Linked DNA regions of Homo sapiens: regions 1 and 3 are each linked to region 2. A link is a contact called in ENCODE Hi-C or POLR2A ChIA-PET data. All regions are on one chromosome and are shown on one strand. The core of a region is the stretch at or near the end of the contact, and the rest is flanking DNA. Distances in the headings are between cores, read along the strand shown. Region 1 overlaps KLHL29 (kelch like family member 29). Region 2 overlaps KLHL29 (kelch like family member 29). Region 3 overlaps KLHL29 (kelch like family member 29).

Evidence for each region. Hi-C counts contacts between places; a loop is a spot of excess contacts on that map. ChIA-PET counts read pairs that join two places held with the same protein, here RNA polymerase II (POLR2A). Pooled maps may share reads with other maps.
Region 1: a map of psoas muscle shows a loop between it and region 2 (2.1-fold over the local background). The contact joins two enhancer-like sites. A Hi-C loop is called at or near these places in 3 of 168 maps with a recorded cell type or tissue (esophagus muscularis mucosa, gastrocnemius medialis and psoas muscle) and 3 of 50 pooled maps.
Region 3: a map of gastrocnemius medialis shows a loop between it and region 2 (11-fold over the local background). The contact joins two enhancer-like sites. A Hi-C loop is called at or near these places in 2 of 168 maps with a recorded cell type or tissue (gastrocnemius medialis and heart left ventricle) and 5 of 50 pooled maps. POLR2A ChIA-PET finds 5 or more read pairs at or near these places in 2 of 52 experiments (CD8-positive, alpha-beta memory T cell and endothelial cell of umbilical vein).

What each region holds. Positions count from the first base shown.
Region 1 is chr2:23,582,696-23,586,726 of GRCh38, reverse strand. All of the region lies in intron 3 of KLHL29 (kelch like family member 29), which reads right to left. Among named protein-coding and RNA genes, the nearest start is that of LINC02923, 200 kb to the right of the region's middle. Within about 2 kb of position 2,411, at least 6 of the 41 ENCODE cell types and tissues checked have a DNase peak (open chromatin) inside an H3K27ac peak, as active enhancers do; they include gastrocnemius medialis and psoas muscle, where a contact is called at or near this core.
Region 2 is chr2:23,423,802-23,427,369 of GRCh38, reverse strand. The region is part of intron 1 of KLHL29 (kelch like family member 29); the gene reads right to left. Among named protein-coding and RNA genes, the nearest start is that of LINC02923, 38 kb to the right of the region's middle. RefSeq lists an enhancer at 1,282-1,782. Within about 2 kb of position 1,354, at least 13 of the 41 ENCODE cell types and tissues checked have a DNase peak (open chromatin) inside an H3K27ac peak, as active enhancers do; they include gastrocnemius medialis and psoas muscle, where a contact is called at or near this core.
Region 3 is chr2:23,561,964-23,565,814 of GRCh38, reverse strand. KLHL29 (kelch like family member 29) reads right to left here. Exons shown (of 14, transcript NM_052920.2): 3 at 3,334-3,663. The coding sequence starts at 3,618. Among named protein-coding and RNA genes, the nearest start is that of LINC02923, 180 kb to the right of the region's middle. RefSeq lists a silencer at 1,421-1,782. Within about 2 kb of position 2,447, at least 15 of the 41 ENCODE cell types and tissues checked have a DNase peak (open chromatin) inside an H3K27ac peak, as active enhancers do; they include gastrocnemius medialis, where a contact is called at or near this core.

The DNA of each region.
Region 1 (4,031 bases), core at 1,162-3,661, 160 kb before region 2:
CCCAACATCAGCTAAATGGACGTTTCCTGAGGTCATCCCCCGATCCTTACTTTAAAAAGTAACGCTGGCCGGGCGCGGTGGCTCATGCCTGTAATCCCAGCACTTTGGGAGGCCCAGGTGGACGGATCACCTGAGGTCAGGAGTTCAAGACCAGCTTGGCCAACATGGTGAAACCCCATCTCTACTAAAAAATACAAAAATTAGCCGGGCATGGTGGCAGGTGCCTGTAATCCCAGCTACTTGGGAGGCTGAGGCAGAAGGATTGCTTGAACCCAGGACATGGAGGTTGCAGTGAGCTGAGACCACGCTATTGCACTCCAGCCTGGACAAGAGTCCGTCTCAAAAAAAAAAAAAAAAAAAAAAAGTAATGCTTTTAGGTAGAAGGAATGGGGGGGAGGCTGCTCTTAATGGGTATGGGGATTCCTTTTGGGGTGATAAAGACATTCTGGAACTAGATAGTGGTGATGGTCCCACAGCCTTAGGAATGTACAAAACACCCCTGAATTGTACACTTTAAAATGGCAAATTTTATTTTATGTATCGCTTACCACAATTTTTTTTAAGTAGCATTTTCTGAGGTCACACTCCATTTAAGCTCTGCTTACTTCAAGGGTTCTGCAACAATTCCTGACACAGGGCTGAGAGGTGTCCCTAGATAGTTAAGCCTCCCCAGAGGCCTTCTGTGTGCTCTCGTTCTGCATAGTCCTGGCTCCAGGCTAGGCTTAAACATTGGGAATGAAAAAAGCCCATCAGCCACATCCCAGCCAACCCTTCCAAAGGCCACCAGAACTGCTCCCAACAGCATATCCTCCTGAGCTTCGCCTGGTCTAATTTTAAACTCTCCCCGGTGGTAGAGCAAATAAAGTGCTTCTCCTTCTCTGGAGCAGAGTCTGCTATTGCTTGGAAGTTCGTTTCTGGGAGGGCGGCTGGTGGGCTTGGCACTGTTTCCTTCCTATCACCCCTTGGAGCCTCCGACACCGCCCTCCTGCTTCTAGTTACATATGGGTCCCCTCCCCTTGGTGAGGGAGTTCACCAAGCCAAAAATCTGGGCAGGCTGGCAGGGGTGGGCATGGTGGTGGGGAGCCTGGGGGGCAGAAAGGGAGGAGGTGGAAATAGATCTTTCCTAGGATTTGGCAGAGACCCAAAACCAGATCCTTCCCTTGGATTTGAACTTAGCCACCCAGCAATGAACTCATCATCTGAGCCTCCCCTCTTCTCGTGACTGTGCAAATGTTTAGCTTCACCTTCATGCAGCCGGCAGTCCATCTGTTAACACGCTGGCCAGAACAGGGCCTGGTGGCACAGAACTGACCCAGGAGTAGGTATAATCCTCTCTTCTAAATGTGCTTAATACCATTGATAATCTTGTCACATAAATCTCCCGGTTAGCAGTGAGCTGCAGCTATCACCGCTAGACTCCAAGAATCTTTCAGTAACGGATTCCACCTCCTGTAATCCATCTCCTTTCTTATACCGATTTCAGCTGCCATGTTGCCGAGCACGTGGGAGTACTGCCCTAACCTTTACAGGTGTGGTTTCTTGGCGAGCAGTCACTTGCAGATTAGGCCGACAGAGCCTGTTCATTCAGCCCACTCGGGTGTGTACCCAATCTGACAGCCGTTTCCTGCTCTTGGGGTCTGGTACTACGGTCTGTGTCTTCTGCATAATCTCCTTATTTTAAAGACTGAGTAGGCTGGCGGTGGTGGTTCATGCCTGTAATCCCAGCACTTTGGGAGGCCAAGGTGGGTGGATCACCTGAGTCAGGAGCTCGAGACCAGCCTAGCCAACATGGCGAAACCCCTTCTCCACTAAAAATACAAAAATTAGCTGGGCATGGTGGCAGGCGCCTGTAATCCCAGCTACTCAGGAGGCTGAGGCAGGAGAACCGCTTGAACCTGGGAGGCGGAAGTTGCAGTGAGCTGAAATCGTGTTATTGCACTCCGGCCTGGGCAACATAGCAAGACTCTGTCTCAAAACAAGAAATAATAATAAATAAAATAAAATAAAGGCTGAGTAAAACTTCCTAGACAAAGTGCTGGGCCTCTTGACTTCCTCTGTCCCTCATGGGCACCGCCCCCCTCCGCCCCAGCCTCTGTGCCCAGAGTAAGTCTAGGCACTTTCTCCAGCACTGCCAGTTTGGGATTACAATGTCGCCAAAGGCTTGGAGGGACGTGATGAGCTCAGGCTGTTGCCATGTTCCTCCAAAGAAATTAAACTCAAGTTATTAAATCACTTCCAAGACGTAAATTACGAGCATGAACACCGCTGGGCAGAGCCAATACTTTCCAAATTTGGATCCTCCCTAGTCCCAGAGTTTCTGCCATTCTAATCCCCAGAGGGCGAAGCTGGGAGGAGGGTGCCTGTTTCCAGGAGCAGGGTACGCAGCTCTGCCCCCAGTCCCTGGGCGGTTAAGGAATAAATATCCTTTGAGCAGCACCGCCGCCTGCCCCGGTATGGGCTCTGGGCACCAGCAACAGCTGGGTAAACAGTGGGCTGCCATCTAATTTCATACCCAGGCCCAGGGGAGCAGCTGGAGAAAAACACGGCACAGACCTGGGAGGCCGGCTGGAGCCTGCCTGGGGATCGCTCATCTTCTAAAATAGGCCCATAAGCCTCGGCTGACATTTGGGTATAGTTTCCTCCAGGCAGGTGGGTTTGTGGAGCCCTTCTGTCTCTAGAAGGCCCACCGTGGATCACTGGAACCAGTTCCTTCCTGGAATTCTATAAAATGACCTGCTGGCAATAACACAGTCAAAGCACAGTCTTTAACGGGAAGGAGTGTCCGAGTCCATGAATCTGCCCACTTTTTCTCCTTTCAATTACAACAAGATAAAGAGGAGCAGAGATGGCAGCAAAGAGAATTTTCTTCTGAATTAAAGTCTGTGAGAAGAGGGGAGTGGTTGGGGCTTGGAGCTTTTATTTGGCTTATGTGGTTTTTTGATTTAAAGAATTTCCCTGATGCTCTCTGAGTCTGATCAAGAGCTTTCTGTGAGGGTTATAACCAGTACAGCACGTCTGTTTCCATTTTCTTACTCCAGCTACGTAAGAGTCCCAATGTCGGCTCCCTTTAAATGGAGGCCACATCGAGTGTCTGATCCTACTCACAAGTCTGCCCCTCCTTGGAGACACCACTGCACGTAAATGACGCACCCAGCTCCTTCCCTTCTGAGAGGGACATGGGAGTACTAGAGCTTCTCGCTTTAATCGCCCTTTGAAACTTTTCCAAATTGGAGTCCATATGTTATAGGAAGCAGGCAGGTGATCATTAGGAAGCTTGTAGAAACATTTTTCGACACCAAGGAAGAAGGTGTGATGGTGTTTCATTTCAACTCAGCAGAGACGAGGTCAGCAGGTCAGCCTGCTGCTCCTGGATTAAACTCACAGCATCAAGAGCATGTTTTGCAAAAATCCAGTCCCACGCGGATGGACCTTCTTGAAGGAGATGCTAGGAAGAGACCCTTCCATGGGGTGTCCATGGGGTATCATTTTTCTGGGGCTGCGGCAACAAACGACCACACAGTGGGTGGCTTACAGGACAGAAAGGTCCCTTCTCACAGTTTGGGAGGTCCGAAGTCTGAAGTGAAGCTGTCAGCAGGGCCACACCCCCTCTGGATGCTCCAGGGGAGGGTCCTTTGCCTCTTCCAGTTCTGGTGGCTCCAGGCATTCCTTGCTTTATGGTGGCATCATTCATCTCTGCTCCGTCTTCACGTGGCCTTCTCTGTGTTGTCAAATCTCCTTCTCTGTTCTCTTGTAAAAACACTCGTCATTGGATTTAGGGCCCACCCCAATCTAGATGGTCTCATCTTGAGCCTTACTTTAGTTACCTCTGCAAAGACCCTATTTCCAAACAAGGTCACGTTTAGATATTCTGGGTGGACATATATTTGGCTGGGGGGTGGGGTACTATTTAACCTACTACATGGGGAGTGCCCTGAAAGTAAAATTCTGCTTTCTCATCAGTTTGAATGTTTTCAAGAAGAGATGGGTTCCTTTGGAAGTGGCCCACCTTACCACCCTGAAATATAGCTTAA
Region 2 (3,568 bases), core at 105-2,604:
TTTCTGGCAGCTCAGGTTAAAGAAGTCATTCAGTAAAAGAGTGATTTTTGACAGATTCATTCATTTCCTGTGGTAACACCGTATTGTTAAGTTCACCTCCATTTTGGTGTAAATATAGAACGCCGCAAAAATATTCAGCCCAGAATGATCAACGTGTGGCCCCCTTTCAAACTGGCTCTTGCACAGTTTTCGGCTGTGCAATTAGCCAGCACCTTCTTGTGGAGTCAGGAGACCTGAGCTCCTGTTAGGTACTGTTTTGGGAAAAAGAGTAGGGACATTCAGAGGCACCATGCAGCGGTCACCTGGGATATGAAATGCCAGATCAAGAGGCCTGGGTATCAGTAAGCAAATCGTTTAATGGCTCAAATCCACATCACTCTATAAAAGAGTGCTATCACTTTTCTGGTTAGAATAAGAAAAGGCCTTGAAAGCAATGTTCTTTTCTGAATGACACATGTGGCTCTGTTAGAGGTTAGATTTCAGGGTGCGTCATGTGTACTTCACCCTCATGGCAGACTGTATCACCCCCCGCTAGAACACAGAAGCTTCCAGAAGAGCTGTCAGCTGAGGCTGGGTCCAGCTGTGCACTGAGACCTTGGCAGAAAGAGCTGGCAACCTGGCCCTTTGCTGTCCCAGTCACGGCTCTGAGTGCTGCACTGGATTCTCGGGCCATACTTTCCATGGGATGTTGACAAACTGCAGCCCATTTAGAGACGTGACTCAGATGCCAAAAGTACATGAAAAGTATGTGTGAGCCAGGGCAGGAGACATTCTTGCAGATTGGGCGTTTATTTGCAGCAGCGGGGAGGGTGTCTTTGCTTCTTTACATGCCTGAAAGGCCTTCCTGTAGCAGGCGGACCAGGTGCGCACTGGGAGACCCCGAGGGGCAGAAAGAACCAGAACTGGAGGGGAAAAGCTGATGGAAGAGGGGCCTCCCCTCAGTTGGGCTAGGAGCTCCTGCTCCTGGAGGTGACCAGTGGCCGCCGGGAAGTCACTTGGCAGGGGAGCCCTGGGGAGCTCATGAGTCAATGATTCCATAAATAATAGTACCTTGGATTGATACATTTGAGGATGGGTTGTGGCAGGTCAACCAGCTGGAACAGATACAAATAAATGTTCCTGCAGGAGGGTCACAAAACACCTGCAGAGCCTGAGTACAGTAGAATGGTTTCTGCTGTTGCGTAAGTTAACCCTCTGCCCTACTCATCCCCTCCTCCCCGCTTCCCACAGCCTTCCAGAACCCAGTTGTCCCTCCCAAGAGCCTTTCCCATGACCCTGAGGCCATCTCCCCACCTCAAAGGCACTCCCCAGGCATGGGAAGGGTGCAGTCATCCTCTGTGATCAGTATCTTTGAAATGGCACACACCCTTGTCCCAGAACACTGGAAGAATGCACACATGGGAGCCTGGGAGAATGTATACACAGCATGCTCTTGGCCACCCTGAGGCCCTGGGCGGCCTCTTCCCACCTCTCTGGGCTTTGATTTGTGCCCTATGAAGAAAGAGACCCAGCCTGGATCACTATTGTCCTGTGGTCCTTCCAGTGCTCACAAATGGTACAAGGAACAAAATTCCACCTGGCTGCTATTGTTCTGCCAAGTCATGTGACAGCCAGTTCTCAGAAATGATGTCGCCTGCACCCAGTACACCCAGTCTAATCTAAGGCAAGCTGGCAAAGCAGCTTAGCGGGGATCAGCCAAGGGCTGCTCCTTTCGGGGCTGCAGTCTGGGGGGACACTGGCTTCCTTTCATCTGTGTCTCCAGCTCACTCCCTATCCCCACACCAGGGTAGGACGCAGGCAGGGGGCTCACCCTGCTACCTGCCCAGCGTTGCGTTCTTTGAAGGATGAACTCAAAGGCAACACTCCTAAATGCCCTCACCTCTGGCTAGCTTTTGGCATTTGCTATGGGACCCTGGTCTGGCCGGCCCTGGAGAGAGAGGTATTTGCTGGCGCCCAAGGAGGAAGCCATACATTCCTTAGCAGGCGGGGACTGGTTGTTCCCCACCCTCACTTCTCTCCCCTTCTCCAGCTCCCTCCTGAAATCCCTGGGCTTTGTGTCTCTAGATCAGCATTTCCAATTCTGTTTTTGACTAATGAACTCCTTTCACAGTAATCTATAATTTCACAAACCCCCTACAATTAAAAAAAATCATTTTATCATTTTTGCATGGCTTATGGTAAAAAAGATTTTTAGTTAAATATTTTATATGAGTATATTATTCAAGGATTATATTAAATGAGCATTAAAAGACCATTTTTTAATAACGTTCATTATATATAAAGACACATTTCAACATTTTCCCATTTAACGTTATACACAACATTTCATTTCCTTTAAATTAGTTGTGCAAGGAAAGACTGATTTGTTGACAAATAAAAAATGACATTTTGGTTTGGGGACCAACATATCTAAAACATAATTGAAACTTAATTATGTGCATCAGCTTTAAAAATAGATAAAAACTGCTTTTGTGACCCGATCGTTAGAATTCGTGCATTTTTGAGCGTAAGGAAAATCAACTGCAGTGTTTTAGTAATGTTCAAATGTTATCTAAATGATGAGATAAAGCGAGATTCGGAGAGAGATTTATAAGTCCTTCTTCCAAATAACACATTGCTGGTAATAATTTTTTCTAATCAATAAAAGGCAAGCTGGTTAAATTATCTCTGTATTATCTGCCCCCCACACCCTTCTTTCTTCCTCTCATTTGATGTACTAAAGACATTTAGATGACCTATATAAGAACTTGGATCAGATAGATGATCACAACTTATGGATCTGGTAAAAACAACCTTGAGGCAAATTTGCAGAATTATCATTCTTAGGCTCCTCATTAACTTGGGGTGGCTCCACATAAATGTTTTTTATGTTTCCTGTCTTTGTCACTTTTTATAGCCAAAGCGGTCCACTTTGGTTATAAATGAAAGCATAGATGACAAATAATAGAAACAATTTAACAGTGTAGAGCAGTCAAAGTGAACCAAGGAGATAAACCAAATGGTGACCGAGTCTGATTTCCGTTCGCCATGCATTCTCTCACAGGAAACATGCACACGCAAATGCACCCGCCCACGCACACACATGCACACGTGCACACTCAGAGGCTCCCAAAGTTCCATATTAGGGGAAACTATGTAAGGAATTATTGGCTGACTTTTACAATAGGTAATTTAAATCTGATGCATTTCCCACCTTTGATAGCAGTAAGCCCCAAGCACTTGTTCTAGAAGTATCGGTTCTACCCACCGTTCCTCAGAGAGGAGTGGTGGATGGTGCTGTTATTACAAGAAAAGGAGCAAGAGCCCCACTGTCCTTCAGGGAGCCACGTGTGAAGAGGCAGCACCTCAGGGCTGTGCTGGGTGTGACAGGTGGACAGCTGGGCAGGAAGGGAGAGAGAGCGGATGCTCCAGCGAAGCCACTAAGGATGGTGAATGGGGTCGGGGAGAGATTGGAGCCGTGCAACCTGTGACAAAGCTCCCTGCTCGTCTTCAGGGAGAAAGACACACTGCTGCTGTTTCATATGTGTGGTGGAGGAGCCTGGCCTATGCGGACACATCGTTGTGCTGG
Region 3 (3,851 bases), core at 1,198-3,697, 140 kb before region 2:
GGGTGGCTCTGGTCCACATGTGGCTCTAGACCCTTCACCCAGGAAGCCCGGTGGATACATTCCAGCAGCTGTCCCCACACTCTGGTGAGCTCGGACACAGCTCTGCTCCTGGCTTCTACCCGGCCAACCTCGCCCACCCACCCCACCATCCACTGGAGTGCAGTTTCAGCTGTTTCCACAATGGGCTTTCCCTAGAGGAAAGGGCGCCACAGCTGAAAAAAGCTTTAAACTCCCTTCCCTTGGTCACCTGGCTGTTACCAGTCTCGGTCTGGAGCCCGCTAGACGGCCTCTTCCCCCCAGCTCCCTCTTGCCTACGGAGCATCTGGAGTCCCAGCCAAGGGGTAGGTTTGAGATGCTCTTTCCTTTCCTTGCTTTCTTGGGGCCTGGCTGCTGTGTCTTATCTGAAGACCTGCCTTTTCCTCTTGGTGAGGTTAGAAAGGAACACCTTTCAGGCTGGGCACGGCGATTCACGTCTGTAATCCCAGCACTTTGGGATGCCAAGGTGGGTGGATCACTTGAGGTCAGGAGTTCAAGACCAGCCTGGCCAACATGGTGAAACCCCATCTCTACTGAAGAAGAAAAAAAAAGGACATGAACACCTTTCCCTAAGAGGGTAGAGCCTTGTCCCATAGGCCTCACCTGGATGACAGTGACAGCGGTGATAGGAGGAGGTCAGCACCAATATGAGACTCGAAATACCACATGCCAGGTTCTGTCTTGTTCTGAGCACTTCACACAGGTTTTAACCCACACAGTCCTCACAACAACTCTGCTCGCAAGTACAACGACCTCTTCCCATTTTACAGAAGTGACGCCCAGAGAGGTTAGGTAACCTGTCCAGGGTCACTCAGATAGCAAGCGGTAGAAGGGAATTCAAATCCAGGCAGTCTGTCTCCAAAGTCTGGCTGTAGCCACTGCACTAGGCCTCCCCTGCCAATAACTTCAGGGGGAGAGACATTCTTGGGTCATCTGGTCACACTGTCCAGGCCACAGATTTGTTATACACAAGGAGCCGTGAGCTCCCCGAGGGCAAGAGCCAGCCAGCTCTTGCCTGCTCAGTAAAGACCCACATTGTTGACCGGGGAAACCGCAAATACCTGGGCCCGGGCCTGCCCATCAGTTGATGTGGTCTTGGCACGGGGTCAGACACATAGGCTAGGGGACAGGCCTCTGGGTGGGCAGGAGCCAGGCTAGAACGGCGGGAAGGCACTGTGGCCCAAATCTGCCAGGGGTGCTCGGGAAGCCAGCACTGCTGTCCTCCCTTCCCCCCACCCAGTGCTCCTGGGCACCAAGGGACCAGGGCTTAATCCGGGGAATCAAACAAGCCCCTGCAGGAAACAGGCCGGGCTGGAGGCAGAATTCAGTTCCTCTGTTGTGACATGCCAAGGAGCGGGCTGTCCTCACAGGAATGAACTTTCGCCCCCTCTCCCCCTCCTGGCCACCCTGCCCAGTCCTTGCCCCAGCTGTTGTTTTCTGTCTGAGACTGGGTTCCCTTCCTCTCATGTGGCTGTGGTTTGGGATCAGGCCAGTCAAGGATGGTGAATATCAAGCCACTCTGGAGCAAAGCGGGAGCTCTGCAGGCAGCACAGCCCTGTGGGGGAGCCCCAGCACCGAGCCCCTCCACTTCATCCCCCAGAGCAGCCCAACACCATCCCTACAAAGGCATGTATCCTTAAAAGGACAGACACTTTCAAGACGGCCTCCGGGCCCAGCCTCTCTCTCCCACCTGGAGCCCCGAGCAGTCGGTTCCAGCGGCTGCCATTCTCCATATGGCCAACAGCTGGCCCTGCAGAGCGCCTGCCAGATGTGGCCAGCAGGTCCAGCGGCTGGCCCTACTGGGCAGAGGTCACTGAGTCAGACCAGCGCTCGGGCTGGCGCCCAGGGGAGGAATGTGTTTGGCTGGCCTGGGGGCAGCGTGCCCAAATAATCCTCCATCTCCTCTCCCCTGTCCAACATTCTTTCCCTCCCCGCCTCAGTGGGGTGGTGTTTTCATAACAGGAAAATAAAATCAATAAGGCACTGCAGCAAGATGTCAGTGCGCTCCGAGCCAGCCTCCAATAGCTCCATTGTCTCAGCCTCTGCCAGGCTCTGTGGCCGGCAACACTCACAGTTATTAATGGGAAGCAGGGCTGAAAGGGAGTTTTGAAAACCAGGAGACAAAGGCGCAGCACACCTGGAGCGCGGCTTTCCAGCACCACAGCCACCTCACAATGGCCGGGCTGGGGCTCCCCGCCTTTAACTTCTCTGGCAACTTTTCTGAAAGCAGGAAAAGAAAAGCCTAGACACACACACATGTGCACACACATACACTCATGCACACACACACGCATGCAGGCACATACACGCATGTACACGGACACTGCCCCAAGGGGGCTCCTGGGAGGCAGCTCCGAATGGCCAGCAGAGGCAAAGGCAGCCTGCACAGCCCCTGCTCGGTGAGGAAGCAGGATGGGGACCGATGGCCTTCCTACCACAGCCATGGCCAGGGGCCCGGCCCTCCAGGACTCAGGCTGCCTGAGGGGCTCCGAGCAGCCAGCACGATGGAGGACGAGCTCAGCCCAAGGCCAAGCAAGAGCCTTGGCAACACTGTTTTCCACATTCCATTCAGCAACACAGGTTGGCCTCTGTTGCCATTCCCAAGGCTGGAGCCACCTCTTCTGAAAGAAACGGGAATGACCTGGCGCTGACATCCCTGAAGCCAGCTGTGGGGACAAGTCCTGGGTCCTCTGCAGAAAGGTCCCACAGCCTTGGACCAGCCCTTAGAAGGCCTACTGAGCCCTTGCTGTGCCTCAGTGTCCTCAACTGTAAGGCAGGGATGATAAAAGTACTGACCTCACCGTGCTGTGGCAAGGCTCAGAAGAGACAACGGATATGAGAACACGAGGCCCAGTGGTTAATAAAGTGTGGGTTTATCACCCTTTATGACTGTTACTGCTTGTCAGTATCTTCTTGCACACCCAAGTTACTGGCACCCCCAGGGATGCTTGCATGGTCTCAATTTATCTATTTAGGAACCCCATATTGCCATCTTGGAGGTCCACTGTTACTTCACTCATTAATAGCATCTAATCAACATGGCATAGGACAATGAGTGGCCTCAGCACCTGCTTGTCTTCCTACAAGTTAGTCACAGAGAAAGACTTCATGGATAATAAAACCCGCATGAATGCTCGCAAACAGTTTCCAGGCCCAGGTCCTGGAAGGACAAGACTCTGGAGGACTCGGGGCGTGGAGCACAGGCTGCCCCACAGGAGCCTGTGGGGCTGGCCTGAGCCTGCAGGGAGGCAGGGCCCCTCTGTCCGGCTCCTGCTCAGAGATGACACCACATCTTACCTTGGTGGTGACCGCAGACGCAGAGCTGGCCACGAGGCTGGTGATGGCCTCGCTGCTGCCGGTGGTGCAGGGAGCAGGAGCTGTAGCCGGGGTGGGCAGCCGGGAGGGCACCACGGGCAGCGGCAGGAGGCCGGGCCGGACGCTGAGGCTGCTGGCTGTGCCGCCACCGGCCCCCGAGGTGACACTGCAGATGCTGGTGGTCCCATGCGTCCCGTTGACGCTCCATTCGCGGCGGTCCCAGCCCACCCGGTAATCTCTTTCGAAGCGGCTATGGTGCCGGGACATCTCGGTGGGCCGAGGCGGCTTCTCACAGGGAAACAGAGCCCGGACCTGTGGTGACAGGGTGGAGAGAAGGGTGATTTAGGACTGGAGCAGGCAGCGACAACTGACAGCATCCATGAAGCCCCTTCTCTGGGTTCAATAACAGGCCTTCAAACATTAGCTCATTTCAGAGTCACGCTAGCCCACAAAGCATGGATCATTAATTAGCCCCACTTCACAGACAAGGAATACACAAT